2 separate regions of the Homo sapiens genome follow, and region 2 is linked to region 1. Evidence: read pairs that join two places in POLR2A ChIA-PET (ENCODE). Cell type or tissue: Panc1. All regions are shown on one strand. Links, peaks and the distances in the headings refer to the core of each region. The heading gives the core; the rest is flanking DNA.

Region 1 (8,324 bases), core at 125-8,124:
TACAGCACTGGCATCCCAGGTACTAGACCCAGCTGGGCAGGAACCTGACTTGTAGAAAGGAGGATTAGGAATGATCATGAGTAGCCTGGGAGTAGGGGGTGGCTTGGGGGCCATCGGGGTTTGGGAAGCATGGGACGCCCTGCCCCTCCCTGCTCACTCACCTTCCCGCACATTCTCCTCACTTTGGCCCACATACATGTTAATGAGCTCTGGCCCCTTCACGCTGAGTGAGAGGATGTGAGAAGGTGAGAGCCGTCAGATGCACATACACACAATTGACCTCTTGGGCAGCCCCTCCTGCTCCCCAGCCTGCTGCAGCCCCTGATCCACCCACCATCCCTTCCAGGCCCCCTGGCCACCTGAGGAAGGTAAGGCTGCACTCAGTGGCTACTGCCTTGGCCAGAAGGGTCTTGCCGGTGCCAGGGGGCCCATGGAGCAGAAGGCCTGAGCGTCTCAGGCCCAGGCTCAGTAGCTCAGGGTGCTCCAGGGGGAGCTGAATGGTCTCCAGGATCTCCTTCTTCACCTCCTGCAGCCCACCCACATCATGCCAGGACACTGAGGGGATCTAGGAGATGGAAAGTGCGTGGTTGGGATATGCTCTTGGAGGGGCTCCTGTCCCACCTCCAAGGACTTGGTCTCCACCTTGGGGGCTCCAACGGCCTGGGAGTGAGCTGTCTGCAGTTGCTCCAGTGCCTGCCCAAAGTCCTCAGCCAGGAGAGGAAAGCCGGCAGCACACAGCTCCCCCTCATCCTCCTCAGTCAAGCCACCTGCCAAACTGCAAAGAGGAACACAGGGAAGCCTCCTCACCATCAGCGTCCCATTCCCTTCTCCCTTCCTCACCACCCACCCATCTACATCCATTTCCTCTTTCCGCCTTTCCGGTGCCCACGTCCTCTTACCCTGAGTTCTTGATCCTGGTGCAGGCTGCCCGGCTGCTGTGGGTCAGAAGGGCATAGAGATCCCCTACCACAAAGCCCTAGGGAACCACAGGAAAGGACACATGAGCAGGGCACAGTAGGCAGGAACCTTCAGGGACCGTCCCCCAGCTAGAGCAGAGGCCCTCTGTTGATGCCTTAGGTTTGTTGTTTTTTTTTTTTTTTTTTTTTTGAGACGGAGTTTTGCTCTTGTTGCTCAGGCTGGAGTGCAATGGCGCGATCTCGGCTCACCGCAACTTCCACCCGGGTTCAAGCGATTATCTCACCTCAGCCTCCCAAGTAGCTGGGATTACAGGCATGTGCCACCACACCTGGCTAACTTTGTATTTTTAGTAGAGACGGGGTTTCTCCATGTTGGCCAGGCTGGTCTCAAACTCCCAACCTCAGGTGATCCGCCCACCTCGGCCTCCCAAAGTGCTAGGATTACAGGCGTGAGCCACGGCGCCCGCGCTGGGTTTTCTACTCTCACTCACAAGGCAACAGGACTGAGTTCTTGTAACAAAAGCCAGGGACCTCCTAGGGAGGGCCAGTACTCTCCCTTGATACTCACTGCACACCGCCGTGCTAGCTGTGCCAAGTTCACCTCCTGGCCCAGGGGAAGGTGGGCAGTGAGGGCCCGCAGGATGCTGAGCCGCTGCCCCTCTGACAGAGCAGGCACCTCGAGCTCATGAGGAAATGCTGTCTGCACATCAGCAGGCAGGTCCTGGGCCCGGCTTGTGGTGGCCACAACCATGAGGGGAGGGCAGCTGCAGACAGAGGAGTGGGCACTGAGGGTGAGAACATGGCTGGCAGCTCCTGTGGACTGCCTTGTCCCAAAGTCGGCACAGAAGGGCAGGGAAGTGAGGTGGGTGCTAGGATGGGGTAGGGAGATGAGCATCTACCCCAGTTCCTAGATGGGGGAACTGTGTTTCCCCCATCACATTGAGGGCAGAGGCTTTTTCTTTAACCGAGTGTTCCCCAAGAAATGCTAGACCACAGACTCCTCCCTCTGGATCCCTCTAAAGACACGGAGCTCAGGGCTGTCTAGAGGGCAGCCAAATGGATGGGAGATGACTGAGAAGCCACTGAGGGGTGAGAGAAGGGAGGACTGAAAGGCTGAAAAGTAGGAGGGCTGGCCCCCCCGCTCCCCCTTTTTTTTTTTTTTTTAAGACTGAGTCTTGCTCTTGTCGCCCAGGCTGGAGTGCAATGGTATGATTTTGGCTCACTGCAACCTCCGCCTCCTGGGCTCAAGTGATTCTCCTGCCTCAGCCTCCCAAGTAGCCTGGATTACAGGCACCCGCCACCACACCCAGCTAATTTTTGTATTTTTAGTAGAGACAGGGTTTCACCATGTTGGCCAGGCTGGTCTTGAACTCCTGATCAAGGCAGGTGATCCACCTGCCTCGGCCTCCCAATGTGCTGGGATTATAAGTGTGAGCCACCGCGCCCAGCCGGCCCCCCCAGCTTTGAGAGGCCCAGCTCTGTATAAGTACCTGTTGAGGGGGTCCTCATTGAGGAGGAGGTGACGCAGCACAGCCATCACACGGGCATCCTCACCCAGCCCATCACGGTCCCGGCCCAGAAGGTCCACAGCTGTGAGCAACAGGACTGCAGGCCGGCAACGGCGGGCCCGGGAGAAGATGGCCTGCAGTTTTGTCTCCACAGCCCCACTACTTTCTGCACAGAGGCTGGAGCAGGGCACCTGGGGAGGGGATCCCAATGGGTCTGTGAGCAAGGGGAAAGCATGACAAGGGCAGGAGAATCAGGGGAGGAGGAGGTGGAAGATGTGGGCCATCTTTTTCTCTGGAGGGCAGGGACAGGGAAGGTACCCTGGCCAAGTCCTACCTCTTTTTTACCCTATCCCATTCCCTGGACTGTCCACCAATATCTTGCAACTCCCTCCTCCTTGAAAGTACCTCTCCATAGCTCAGCATCATGGGAATATGCCTGACCCACTGGGCTGAAGTGCTAGGGCCTGTGAGTAGACAGAGGAGGGAGGGGAGAGGAAGCAGCAGAGAGGGAGAACATGAGCTGGGGAGGGGAAGTAGCTGGGGTTCTACTCTCCAGAGACCCTCACCTTCAGTAAGTGGAGCCCAAGGTGACTACAGGCAGCAGCAACTACTGTGGTCTTCCCACAGCCTGGGGGGCCCCGTAGAAGGACACTGCTAGTTCCTGTCAGCAGGGCACCCCTGCAACCAGAGAACAGACATTCGTCTCCTTCATTTTGCCCAAACATTAGAGTCCCCAGTAACACAAGATCCCTTAGATCTAGAAAGCAGATACCCTGTTTTTCTCTCCTTGAGCCTCCCTGACCCCAGGACAGGGCTGTCCCCATGTAGTGAGGCTGTGTCTCCCACACCACCTGCGGTGCTCTGGCCGGGGCATCCAGCATATCCAACAGCCAAAGACTAATTAATTCCCTTTGGCATTGCTGTGCTGCCAATAAAACCTCAACGTTATGACTGGTCTGAATGGTATTGAGAGACATTGTGGTGGCACTGAGGTGGGGATCTGCGTCCACACCTGGGCCACTGGTATGAGGAGTTGTGTCCTTCAGGGCCAGGGCAGTAAAGTGCAGGATGGCCAGTGAGCTCCCCAAGGGGAAGGGCAGTCTCAGAAACAGATGCCCCTGCTGGAGATTCTTCCTCCAGAGCCAGCCCTGGAGGACAGAGGTTATCCCAGGAAAGGAGCCTGGGAATTGGCTTACAGAAAGGAGTGGCCTGGTGGCCTTGTGTAGGACATACTGGTTTGAGGAAGGTCCTCCCAATCCCACTCTGGCCAGTTCATTAGGAACTACCCATCTGGCTGCTGCTCCTCCAGGGATGTTCTAAGCAGGCTTTTCTCACACCCTGGGGTGATGACCTCACTCACCCTGGCTGGAGGCGAGGCTTCAGGACAGCACAGAGTTCAGACACCAAGGCCTCCAGGCCTGGAGGAGACAAACTGCTCCAGAGAGTGGATTCCTCTGAAGGGAGCCATGGAACAGGGCTCAGGGTAGAACCCACCTGTGAAAGGTAATAAAAAGCTTTCGTTTCTAAAAATCGTTTCTACCCCCTGCGCTGGTCTACACCCATCCTTGGGGCCTCACCATGTACAAGGAGGTATGGGTGGTGTCGGCCAAGTAGGCACTGGCTGGTCCATCTGGAGCTTCCCCAACTGTTTTCTTCACTTTAAAAAACATTTCCCGCCACCTGCAGGAAAAAGGCCCAATGAACCCCAGATCCAGAGTCCAAAAACCCCCCTCCTCAAGGACAAGGTTTCTCAATCACAGAGGACAAACAAAAGCACCACAAGAGCGTGTCCCGAGTCATGGTGGGGAAAAGGAATGCAGATGGACTTTCTCATCTTCCTGACAGACCATACACACCTTGAGGGCAAGAGCTATGCCTGTCCCTCTGCATCCCCCATGACAGCCATGAGAGCTCTGAGGGGGTGTGTTTCTCCAGGCATGTGGCCTACCCACCCACACCAATGGGAGAAGCTGCTGCTGCACTAAGCAGTGGATCATCTGATTACTTCTACTGGCTTCGGTCTCCCCCTCAAATACACAGCCATCCAGGCCCCAAAAACCCTAGGGGGAAGGGTCCCTTGGCTCTTACTCAATAATCCACAAAATCTCATTGCAGGCGGAGTCCTTAATAATGCCATCTGATGAATAATGGTTCTGTATTCTGGCTGCACATTGGAATTATCTGTGTAACTTTAAAAACTAAACATTTCTCACATATTATATGATTCTATTCAGCAGATCAGCAGTTGCCATTGCCTATGAGGGAAGCTACAGGGAATGACTGCTAATGGGTGCAGAGTTTCTTTTTGAGATGTTGAAAATGTTCTGGAATGAAACAGTGATGTTGGCTGTACAACCTTATGAATAAAAAAATTGAATTGTATACTTTAAAAGTATGGTTTTATGGTGTGTGAATTTTATGTTTTTAAAATTAACCTTTCTCCTTCCTTTGTGAAGGAAAAAAAGCACAGGCTCCAGTCTCACCCTGATTCTGCCCCAATAGATCTGGGGTGGGGCTTAGGCACCTGTATTTTTTGAAAGCTTCCCCAGCAATTCTGATGCATAACCAGGGCTGCGCAGTAGTTGGCGAGTGTCATAGTGAGTTAGGGTTATTCAACCTACTAACGGGGAATAGGATGGGTAGCAGGAACAGCTACTAACCCAATTTTCCAGATAAAGAAATCATGAACTACTTCCCTCTTTAATCCTCAGGCAGCAAGGCAATGACAGAGTCAGGCTATAACCTAGTCCTCTTTAAGGTCCAATCAGGCTGCAAATTCCTCTGCTCACACTGCCCCACAGTCTCAAAGCTGCTCTCTCTAGCAGCAAAGGGGTGTGAGAGTGCAGCAAGGTGGAGGGGAAGCATACCAGGTTAGTATTATGAAACTCTTCTAAGTACTACAGTAAACCTGGAACATCAGGAAGCCTGAATCTGCCTATAATTAATTATAAATAGGTGACAGTGGGCCTCTAACCTAGGATCTCGATCAAGCTCAACAGCTGAGTCATGGTGTGTATGACTCACCATGGAAGCCCTGCATAGGAATGAGATGGGGGACAGCACTGTGGCATAGGGAGAGACCACCTTCTTCAGTGGAGGGTGGTTGGACCACCTCAGTGAATAGAAAGGCCAGAGCTCTGGAACCTATGTGGACACTGCTAAGGAACACTGAGCTGTGCTCCAGCCAGCCAGATAGGTGATAGTGGAGCTGGCTCCCATGCAGCCTGGTTTGGGGAAGTGGAGCACCAGGGACAGGATGAAGAGGCTACACCAACAGTGGAATTCCTTTCCAGGGCTCACAGGAACTTCTGCAGGGCTTCCCTTCTCAAGCCCAGTGCAGCTTAAAACGCTCATCTGTATCTGTCCTTGGACCCATTGGGCCACTTACTCCAACCCTGCTTTCCTTGCGGGGAAAAGAACTATGTGCTCGGCACTCAGGAGGAAAGCAGGGTTCTACAGAGTTGAGACAATAGAAGTTCAGGAACAGAACTGGCTTGCCAGCCTGTCTCATGAGGTTCTAGTGCCTATTTTCCTTTGAAAGTACAAAGAGTGGGCATTCTGTAGTTTTCCTACTGAAAGCTAGCTCAAAGACGTTTGCTAAATTTATGATAGGAGAGAGAGGTGGGAAGTGACTGCTAAGTGCCAGCCTGGCATTTTCCACCAGACTCGTGGACTTAATCTGGAAAACCTCGAAGAGGTGACATGGAGCCTAAATGGGGTTCCACAGAGCACCACCACCCTGAGACTGGGGGTACTGAGCACTGGCCAGAACCAAGCACTGGATATTGACCAGGGATGAACATCAGGCACTCCAAACAAGGACTGTCTCTCCTGGCAGAGGACCCAGGCTGGCTATGCCACAGACCTTGGACATGAAGGCTCTTATGTATGAGTTAGTGCATCTATCAGCTGTGCTCTCCTTCTAGTAAACTGCTGCAGGAAATGAGTCCAGAATACAGGGAATGCTGGGATACAGAGCTATACATTTTCCTCCCTACACATAAGGCTAAAGCAGTGTCTCAATTCTTTGCCTCACCATTTTACATGGAACCTCTGTGGTCAGAGTCAACAAGAGGAGAAAAGCTGGATTCCTTATTTTGGGTTCTTGGCTCGGTTATGCTCTATTTCTCATTCTCTGTTGATAGGACAGGGTAGCCCTCTCAAAAACAATAGAAATCCCTGGCTGGGTGCGGTGGCTCACGCCTGTAATCCCAGCACTTTGGGAGGCCGAGGCGGGCGGATCACAAGGTCAGGAGATCGAGACCATCCTGGTTAACACGGTGAAACCCAATCTCTACTAAAAATACAAAAAATTAGCCGGGCGTGGTGGTGGGCACCTGTAGTCCCAGCTACTTGGGAGGCTGAGGCAGGAGAATGGCATGAACCCGGGAGGCGGAGCTTGCAGTGAGCCAAGATTGCGCCACTGCACTCCAGCCTGGGCAACAAAGCAAGACTCTGTCTCAAAAAAAAAAAAAAAAAAAGAGAAATCCCTCTCCTGTTTTCAGAGATAGGATTGAGAAGTAGTTTGTGCACACTCCGTAGTTAAGGCAGAAATCAGAGCCTGTATATCCTTACGTTGAGATATGGATGGTATGGCCCAAGTCTTGGTCCAAATAACACGAAGGCTAAGAACGGAAAGGAAGGAATCCCGTCTTGGTCTAGGCCATTAAACTCTTCTTTAAAAAGAAAAGAATTTAAATTTTACCTATTTATTTATTTTTTGAGATGGAGTCTTGCTGTGTCACCCAGGCTGGAGAGCAGTGATGCGATCTGGGCTCACTGCAACCTCTGCCTCCCAGGTCCAAGTGATTCTCCCGCCTCAGCCTCCTGAGTAGCTGGGATTACAGATGCCCACCATCACACCCGGCTAATTTTTGTATTTTTAGTAGAGACAGGGTTTCACCATATTGGCCAGGCTGGTCTTGAATTCCTGACCTCAAGTGATCTGCCTGCCTCAGCCTCCCAAAGTGCTGGGATTACAGTCGTGAGCCACCACACCTGGCCTAAACTCTTCTTAGTGCTTTGCTTTACATAGGGCCACCAGTCAGTTTGAGGATAAACACCTCCCAAAGCCAGCAGGGAGTGGTTCTTTTAGTTTGCTTGTTTTTTGAGACAGTGTCTAGCTATATTGCCCAGCCTCCTGAGTAGCTGGGATTATAAGTATGCACTACCATGCCTGACTGGTTCTTAACCTTTCTTCAGTCATACACTTGTTTGGGAACTGAAGGACAGGTGAATTTTCTCTCCAAAAAAATGTACACAGGCTGGGGGTGAGTGGTGCACACCTGTAATCTCAGCACTTTGGGAGGCCAAGGCAGGCAGATCACTTGAGCTCAAGAGTTCGAGCCCAGCCTGGTCAACATGGCGAAACCCTATCTCTACTAAAAATACAAAAACCAATAGCTGGGCGTGGTGATGCGAACCTGTAGTCCCAGCTACTGGGGCAGAGGCAGTGCTGAGGTGGGAGGATCACTTGAGCCATGGAGGTAGAGGCTGCAGTGAGCTGTGTTTGCACCACTAAACTCCAGCCTGGGTAACAGAGCAAGAACCTGTTACACACACACACGCACACACAAAATACATGACAACGAAATCCTCTTGGGCACAAATTACACATGATTTGCAGGGAGGGGATTGTAGAACTCATGCACCCAGGTTACAAATCCCAGCTGTAGGACAGAAGGCAGCTGCATACCTGGGCAGTTTCTCTGGACTTCCTTCCAGGATCTCTACTTGCCCAATTGTTGGCACACATAGAACATCCCCTTCCTGGACTACCCTGCAACACAGCAGTGGCCCTGGTCAGGTCACAATGGGAGTAATGAGCATGTGTTCATTACCACATGTCCACCCCCGACATGCAGACTACTTCTTGAGTCTACTGCCCGCCCAGAGATCC
Region 2 (8,324 bases), core at 194-8,193, 210 kb after region 1:
AGCGGCCCTGTCTCCTCTGGGGGCCTTATGCAGCTGCCTACCAGCTTCACCCTCATGCCTGGTGAGTCACGAGGGGCAGGGAGAGATTCGTCCTTCCTGGGGCAAATCAAGCATGCTAAGAGTGTGTTTAGGGCTGGCACCAAGAGAACCTCTTTCCCTGCTCAGAAGGAAGGTGAATAGGGGCCAGAGCCTGAGCGAAGCCTCTTATATCCCGTTGGCAGGCATACCTCTGCCCACTGAGACCCCTGCTGTCCTTGTCAGTAAGTTTCAACCATATATTCTGGCCCTGTCTAGCTACCCCAGCCCCGTGCCCTCATTGCCACAGGGCAGTAGATGTTTCACCACTTCCTGCCTTGACTGGAAGGCAGATCATGTCTTTGATGGGTTATTGCCAGCTCTTGGGTCAACTGAAGAAAAGAGAGACAAGGCCCAGGGCAGGAGGAGGAGGGATGGGCAAGAGTAGAGCGTGGAAGCCCCCAGAGTGGATACTTGGGCCTGAAGGGCCTCTTTGGCTTCCAGGAAAGATAGTGATGGGAGTTGGAGACCAGTGTGCCAGACCCTGGGACTGGGGTGTCCATGGGTACTTGGTGGAGGTGGCAATTGGGTGGGACAGAGCACAAATAAGACTCTGTGTCTTGCAGGTGGGGCAGTGGCCCAGCAGGTCCCAGTGCAGGCCATTCAAGTGCACCAGGCCCCACAGCAAGCGTCTCCCTCCCGTGACAGCAGCACAGACCTCACGCAGACCTCCTCCAGCGGGACAGGTATAGCTCGCAGCCCTGTCACCCTCCCTCCCTGCCTTCCCCCACGAGGCCTAGCAGTAGGTGCCCAACAGTAACCCTCCTGTAACTAAAGTCAGGGGATTTCTTAAAGTGGAGATTGAGGCTTTGGGCCTAATAATTATGGGGAAGTCAGGTGAGGATGACTGGGTTTTGAATCCCGCCCTGCAGTGGGCTGCGGATTCCAGAAGAAAATTGGGGACCATTGACCTACCTCCTCATTCAGATGAGGAGCCTGAGGCCTAGAAATAAGAAGTTACTTGCTCAAAGACACATTTGCTTAATTATCAGGAAGGACTTAGAGAGCAATTTTCTCTTTGTGCGAGGGTCTTACAGGTTTTGAGTAGCCACAGTTACCCTCAGGTATCTCTAGACATTTCAGAAATGATGAGATACTCTCAAAGTAAGGTTAATTTTAAGTTCTTATTATTTATAACCTTTTTACTCAAAGTGTGGCCTATGGACTGGGAACACCAGCATTACCTGGGAGCTTGTTGGAAATACAGAATCTTGAGTCTCACCCCAAACCTAGTGAATCGGAGTCTGTTTTTTTTTTTTTTTTTGAGACGGAGTCTCGCTCTCTGTCGCCCAGGCTGGAGTGCAGTGGCACCATCTCGGCTCACTGCAAGCTCTGCCTCCCGGGTTCACGCTATTCTCCTGCCTCAGCCTCCCGAGTAGCTGGGACTACAGGTGCCCGCCACCACACCTGGCTAATTTTTTTGTATTTTTAGTAGAGACGGGGTTTCACCTTGTTAGCCAGGATGGTCTCGATCTCCTGACCTCGTGATCCGCCCACCTCGGCCTCTCAAAGTGCTGGGATTACAGGCCTGAGCCACCGCACCCGGCCCAGAGTCTGTGTTTTAACAAGATTCCCATATAATGCACGTTAACATTTGAGAAGTGCTTGTTTGAAAGATGAATTTGTTAGCTGTGCATTAAGAAGGAGAGAGAGGCCGGGTGCGGTGGCTCACGTCTGTAATCCCAGCGCTTTGGGAGGCCGAGGGGGGCAGATCACGAGGTCAGGAGATTGAGATCATCCTGGCTAACACGGTGAAACTCCATCTCTACTAAAAATTCAAAAAATTAGCCGGGCTTGATGGCAGGCATCTGTAGTCCCAGCTACTCGGGAGGCTGAGGCAGGAGAATGGCATGAGCCCAGGAGGCGGAGCTTGCAGTGAGCCAAGATCGCGCCACTGCACCCCAGCCTGGGTGACAGAGTGAGACTCCATCTCAAAAAAAAAAAAAAAAAGGAGGGAGAATGAGAACAAATAAAAAATAAGATGTTAGAGCTCCTAAAAGGGGAGTATCTGAGTTTTCTGAGAGTAGGTCAGTCATAATCTTTGTTTTTCCCAAGATTTAGGACTTAGAGAATTCAGTAGATAGACAATTGAATAAATAGTACAATGTGATAGGATACAATTAAAGATTGATGCTGTTGTGTTCAAGAAAAAATAGGCTTTTCTTAGTTGATGATGGAGCTGAGGAATAGTCGTGTCTAGCTTCTGACCTGGGAAATGGCAAGAGGGCTCTGGGGGCCTGGAATTCCTAGGGACGGAATGGGAGTTATCAGTGGGGACCAGTGCCGAGCTGACACATGTCTGTGTTTGCCAGTGACGCTGCCCGCCACCATCATGACGTCATCCGTGCCCACAACTGTGGGTGGCCACATGATGTACCCTAGCCCGCATGCGGTGATGTATGCCCCCACCTCGGGCCTGGGTGATGGCAGCCTCACCGTGCTGAATGCCTTCTCCCAGGCACCATCCACCATGCAGGTGTCACACAGCCAGGTCCAGGAGCCAGGTGAGTAGAGGAGCAGGGCTAAGGAAAGGAGGACCGTTTCCTTCTTTATACACACACACACACACACATACACACACATATGCACTGATGCCTACAAATATTTCTACCCAAATACAACACAGACTTGGATGCTCACACACACATTTGGACACCCCACTTGGACACTCACACCCGCATGCACCCTCAGACACACTGGCACCCTTTCCCTTGGGCTCTTACATCTGAGACTGCCCCAGTCACTTGTGCATTTGACACCACTCCTCCAATATCTGGAAGTTTCAACAAACAATTTGAGTATCTCCTGTGGTTTTCCAATGTAGGTGGCGTCCCCCAGGTGTTCCTGACAGCATCATCTGGGACAGTGCAGATCCCTGTTTCAGCAGTTCAGCTCCACCAGGTAGGTAGGGATATCTTTCACCCCATCCCAGATAGCCACTTCTTTGTCTTGACCTTAGGGGATCCTGTTACCAGTTCATCAAAGCCAAAATCCCTAGCCTGGAAGCCCATCTGCTTTTCTGCTCAGGCCTGTGGTTGGCAGGCAGGGAAGCCAGGGGAGCCTGAACTGGCTGGCCAGTCCCTGCCCCTCCTCATACATCCCCTTCCCTCCAGATGGCTGTGATAGGGCAGCAGGCCGGGAGCAGCAGCAACCTCACCGAGCTACAGGTGGTGAACCTGGACACCGCCCACAGCACCAAGAGTGAATGATCCGCCCGCCGCCCTGGACAGATGGCCCAAGGGATGGCACCACTTATTTATTGTTGCCTTTTCACGTTTTCTTTACACACACGTTGACGGGCCGCAGGAGGGAGGCGGGGAGGAGGAACGGGCAGCCACAGGACTGAGCCCTCTCACTCCAGCCAAAGAAATGGGCCTGCCTGCCTCCACCCGTCCTCCCTCAGCCTCCCCTTCTTCCCGCCCCACCTCCCATTTCTGTTGCTGGAGGGGCTGTCCTCCTTCCTGGGACCCCCTCGCCAGCTTGGCTCGATGTTTGCCATGAGTATTAGCTTACCCAATGGGACCGTGCCCCACCTCCCCACACACAGGCCTTCTGTGGGGCTGGGCACCGTGTCCTCCTCTGAGGAAGCAGTTGGGGCCCTCTTGCCAGCCTCCTTGCTGACCCCAGGTCAGCCCTGTGTCTGTCACAGGCTGGGTCAAAAGAGCCCTGGCTCTGCCCCTCAGGGGGCCAGCTGGGGAGATGGGGGCTTCTTCCTCACACTGCTGTCCTCTCCCCCTTCAGCTCCTGAGTAGCTGGGCCTGTGCACTGGGCAGGTTCCTGGGGCCGCCTGCCCTGCCTTGCCGCTCCCCTTGGACCTCCAGGGGCTCCTGGGTTGGAGGGAACCACCAGCGTTCCCTTCTCCCCCTTGTCTTCCCCCCTCTCCTCCCAGCTGCTTTACTTAAAGTTGATTTTGAACTTTTTATTTGAGGAGACGAAGTGAAAACAAATCTATAAATATATATTTTTAAAATATTTAACTTTTTTTTATGGCGTTTTTCTCGTCCCCCTCCCTGCCCAAACTCCCCTTCCCTGGGGAGCCCTCAGGCTCCCCAGAACTGGCTGGGCCCCTGGGGACAGAGCCACCCCATGAGCTCGGGGTCCACCAGTGTGTGGGGGAGATTCTGGGTTTGCCCAGTCCTGGGTTGTTTCCAGGAGAAAGCCGGGGGAGGGGCCCTCAGGCCATTCCCCAACGGGGTGGGGAGGGTGACCCACAGCTCTGGGCCTCTTTTTGCCCTTTAGGGCTGTTGCTAGGGAGAGGGAAGAGGGAGACCAAATGTCGGGGTTGGGGTGGGAGGGCGTCAGGCAGAGGCAACTGACTTCATTTGTGCCACACGCATGGGCATTGCAGCCTTGCGCTGTCCCAGGCATGCAGCTGCCTGGGGCCCAAGTTGCAGTGAGCAGGGTGGGGTCTGGGAGGGGGTGAGAGGCAGGAATGGGGGTCAGAAGAAGTGGGAGCAGCTTCTTGGGCTGAGTGCAGCCAAAGGGGAGCCAGAAATGGGCAGTTCTCCCAGGGAGTGAGCAGCTACTGTAACTTTTTTAAATTAAGACAAAAAGCCTTGAAGAAAATGACTTTATTTTTCTAAGTGTAACCTCAGTATTTATGTAATTTGTACAGGGGCCATGCCCCACCCCCCTCCTCCCCCTTTGGGGTAGACCTTGAGGGTGGGCCAGCATAGGGGGGAGGGTCTTTTACCCTGTGTCAGAGCCTACCTTCACCACCTATATCCAGAAGGGGAGCTTTTTCAGAAACAGGGCAGCAGTGGGGTGAAATTTTCTTAACCCCTAAGACTGCCTTCAGTAGGAACAAGCTGGCTTCTGTGATTAGGTGAAGGGATGGGGGAAGATTTTATGCACAGCCTAGTTATCAAGGGGATGATTTGCCGACATGTTTGAGAACCCCCTAACCTCTAACCCTCATTGCTGTCTTGCCCCAGTTTGGGGTGCCAAGATGGAAGTCACCTTTCTGGGCTTTCTCCTGGAGATAGCTGGGGCTTATGGGTGGCTTTCAAGGCTGGGGCATGGCAAATCAGGGGCCAGAGAGCAGGGGAGCTTGGGACTCAGGTCTGTAACTGCCCAGCCCCTTTTCTCTGCTCTTGTTTCACTCCACCATCACTCACTCACTCCCCACTCCCCCACCCATGGGGAGGAGACCTTTGATGAATTCTTCCTCTCCTTCCCACAAAAGACAGACCCAGTGAGTGAATCAGGCAAAGTGCTTATAATGTGTGTTGTGTGAGCGTGGCCTTGGGAGGACATGCGTGTGTCAGGGATGAGTTGAGGTGATATTTTTATGTGCAGCGACCCTTGGTGTTTCCCTTCCTCGGTGGCTCTGGGGTATGTGTGTGTGGGTGTGTGCGCCTGAGTGAGTGTGTGTGCTTGAATGTGAGTGTGTATGTCAGTGGTTTCTACTTCCCCTGGGATGCTGACCCAGGAATAGTGGACATGGTCACAGTCCTATGTACAGAGCTTTCTTTTGTATTAAAAAAAAATACTCTTTCAATAAATGTATCATTTTTGTGCACAGACTGTGGGGTCTTTGGTTCTGTTTTTCTACTTAGGGAGGGATGGGGGTATGAACGCGAGGCAAACTCCTAAAATTGCTGCTCTGAGTAGCGATCCGGGCTGCTTGATGAGAACGGTAATGCTAAGGTGTGCTTTGGGCTGTTTAATTCTATACGATTTAATTTAAGGAAAGTTTTGCGGGGCCGAGGACCTTCTCCCTGTGCGTGGCTTCGCTAGGTGTTAAGGCCAACGCAGAGGAGCAAATTTTAATTAACAGGAAAAGTGACACAACTAATCCAAAGCATTGCTGAAGGGTTTGGGAAACTCATGGGCACCTGACCTACTGAAAAGTCAAAAAGGGCAGCCTTAAGGTGGGAATGTGGGTTACCATGTTTCGTCAGCATGATCGCTGTGATGGGAGAGGGAGGATTAGGAGGGCCGACCCAGTGAAGAGGAGGGGGCTTCACAGTTGACTGGATGGAAACGGCTTCTTCCTGCTGCTGAGAGAGGAGCAACGTGACCTCGATCCCAGGCTCCTCCGGTAGCGCGCCCCCACGCCCCTCTTCCAGTGCAGCCGCCCGCGGTAGCACGCATGCTCCACTCGCGCGCTGTTCCGCCACGCTCGGCGTGGGCCGCGGTGGGACCCGTAGGTGCCCGGCCGTGCGTGCACTCGCCGTGTGACCCGGAAGGGAGCTCTGAGGAGGCGGGGCCAGGACGGCGGGACCGGCCGCTGGGTCCCAGCGAGGGCTGAGCCGGGCGGTGGGAGGTGAGAGGAGAGTTCTGCGCCGACCCAATCCCTCCCCTTCTCCTGTCCCCTCCCCGGTCCTTTAGCCACTGTCCATGGGGCTGACGAAGGGAACCAGGTCTTGCTCTCTGAGATTCACTGGATCTTTTCAGCTTTTTTGGACCGCGCCCCCAACCATCCTTCCCCCTCCCCCCAAACCCGTTCCCTCTGCGGTGCTGGCCTCCTCCACCTCCCCACGGCTCTGCAAGCTTGGGCTTGACCTTGCTATCTGCTGGTCTCATCCATGCGTCCAGAGCTCACCCCCACACCTCAGTTTATTGTTGCTCTTCTAGGCCGACGTTACACCTCCTACCTCCTCCTATCCGATTCTTTTACTTCCCCCTGCTGCTAATCAGTTGCCCGCTGGCACATCGCTGGCTACCATCCAGGCTTGCCCCCCATCCTAAGTGGACCCCTACCTCCATTGAGGTCCACATCCATCTTTCTCCCTCCTCTTCACCTCTACTCTCATCTTCTGTCCCTGTACCCCAACATGACCCCTGCCCTGACCACTATATCTTCATCTGGGTTTACCTTCTTCCATTCTTATTCTCACTATTCCCTGTTGCCCCTGCACTGCTTCATATCACGCATATCTTTCCTGATTATTCCACTCCCATTTATAATCGGTCTTAATAACTTTGCATTTATTTGATGACTCCCCTACCTTCTCCATCTAAGAATAATAACAGATTATGTTTACTGAACACTCTTTATGTGCTAGATGCTGTTCCAAGTGCTTTACATACATGATCCTACTAAATTCATGAAGTAACTATGAATATTACTACCATCTTGCAGAAGAGGAAACAAGCTCAGAGGTTAAGTAACTTGTTCCAAACTATGCAGACAGTGAGACAGAAAGCCAGAATTCAGAGTCACATTTATCTGATACTGAAGTCTCTGAATATTGCTTCTCTCCTGACCTCATTTCCTACCTTTAACCCCATGATTACCACCTCTATCTTATCTACTTAACTTACTTAAATCCTTACCATACATGCAGTATAAGGGCAGGGTGGGACCTGGTCATCTTTCCCATAATTTTATCTGGTCCCTAGGGCCCTCCCCCTTTCACAAGACTCGAATATACTTTTCCTATCCAGTCATTTGCCCCAACATCCCAGCCTTTTGTCATCTCCATTCTCTATATCTGCCATGGCCCACCCTTTACATCCACCTTGCAGCTTTACTCTGTCATTTATGCTCCCTGTCCTGCCCCTCCGCTATCCTACTTTTCCTCACATGTTCTGATCCCACTGCCTCACATGCTGCTGTCCTTCCTGTCCACCCATGTCATTCTTCTAAGTCCTAATCTGTAACCCTCAGCCACCCTGCTATCCTGCCTAAACTGTCTTGCTTAACTGTCACTCTGTTTATTGTTACTTTGCCTATTACTGTTTTAATTCTCTTTTTGTAAACTCCCCTTCCTTCCTTTCTTCCTTCCTTCCTTCCTTCCTTCCTTCCTTCCTCTCTCTCTCTTTCTTTCTTTTTTTCTTTTTTTTGACAGAATCTCACTCTGTTGCCCAGGCTGGAGTACAGTGGCGCGGTCTTGGCTCACTGCAACCTCCGCCTCCTGGGTTCAAGTGATTCTCCTGCCTCAGCCTCCTGAGTAGCTGGGACTACGGGCATGTGCCACCACACCTGGCTAATTTTTGTATTTTTAGTAGAGACGGGGTTTCACTATGTTGACCAGGCTGGACTTGAATTCCTGACCTCGTGATCTGCCCACCTTGGCCTCCTAAAGTGCTGGGATTACAGGCGTGAGCCACTGGGCGCAGCCAACTCTTCCATTTCTTAAACCCCTTCTTCATCCCCTCTCTGTCTTCACTCCATTCTCCTTCTGTTATAAATCCCAAAGTATGTTCAGCTATTTATTCCATCCTATTTTTTGCCTTTTCTGTTTGGCCTCCTAAATTCTACCATGCAGCCTACCGATCACCACCCACCTTCTCTGTGTCTC

Evidence for each region. Peaks named below come from ENCODE experiments on the same cell type or tissue, not always from the same donor. Only the 100,000 strongest peaks of a DNase experiment are listed, where the experiment ranks them.
Region 2: POLR2A ChIA-PET joins it to region 1 with 10 read pairs; 17 of 35 experiments call an interaction of 5 or more read pairs at or near these places.

Annotation. Positions count from the first base shown.
Region 1 is chr6:42,965,883-42,974,206 of GRCh38, forward strand. PEX6 (peroxisomal biogenesis factor 6) reads right to left here. Exons shown (of 17, transcript NM_000287.4): 3 at 8,121-8,204; 4 at 4,003-4,105; 5 at 3,786-3,919; 6 at 2,992-3,103; 7 at 2,408-2,616; 8 at 1,486-1,681; 9 at 900-976; 10 at 643-775; 11 at 360-565; 12 at 162-223. Among named protein-coding and RNA genes, the nearest start is that of PEX6, 9.1 kb to the right of the region's middle. RefSeq lists a silencer at 2,059-2,255 and enhancers at 4,640-5,510, 5,511-6,379. In Panc1, for the core only: no CTCF peak of the experiment used is centred there; no DNase peak of the experiment used is centred there.
Region 2 is chr6:43,175,907-43,184,230 of GRCh38, forward strand. SRF (serum response factor) reads left to right here. Exons shown (of 7, transcript NM_003131.4): 3 at 1-61; 4 at 642-761; 5 at 2,388-2,579; 6 at 2,900-2,976; 7 at 3,189-5,600. The coding sequence ends at 3,284. It overlaps CUL9 (cullin 9), which reads left to right and starts at 6,290. Exons shown (of 41, transcript NM_015089.4): 1 at 6,290-6,343. RefSeq lists enhancers at 1,957-2,458, 2,459-2,958, 5,961-6,030 and silencers at 6,281-6,420, 6,441-6,490. In Panc1, for the core only: no CTCF peak of the experiment used is centred there; no DNase peak of the experiment used is centred there; H3K4me3 peaks cover 1,847 bases; H3K27ac peaks cover 2,558 bases.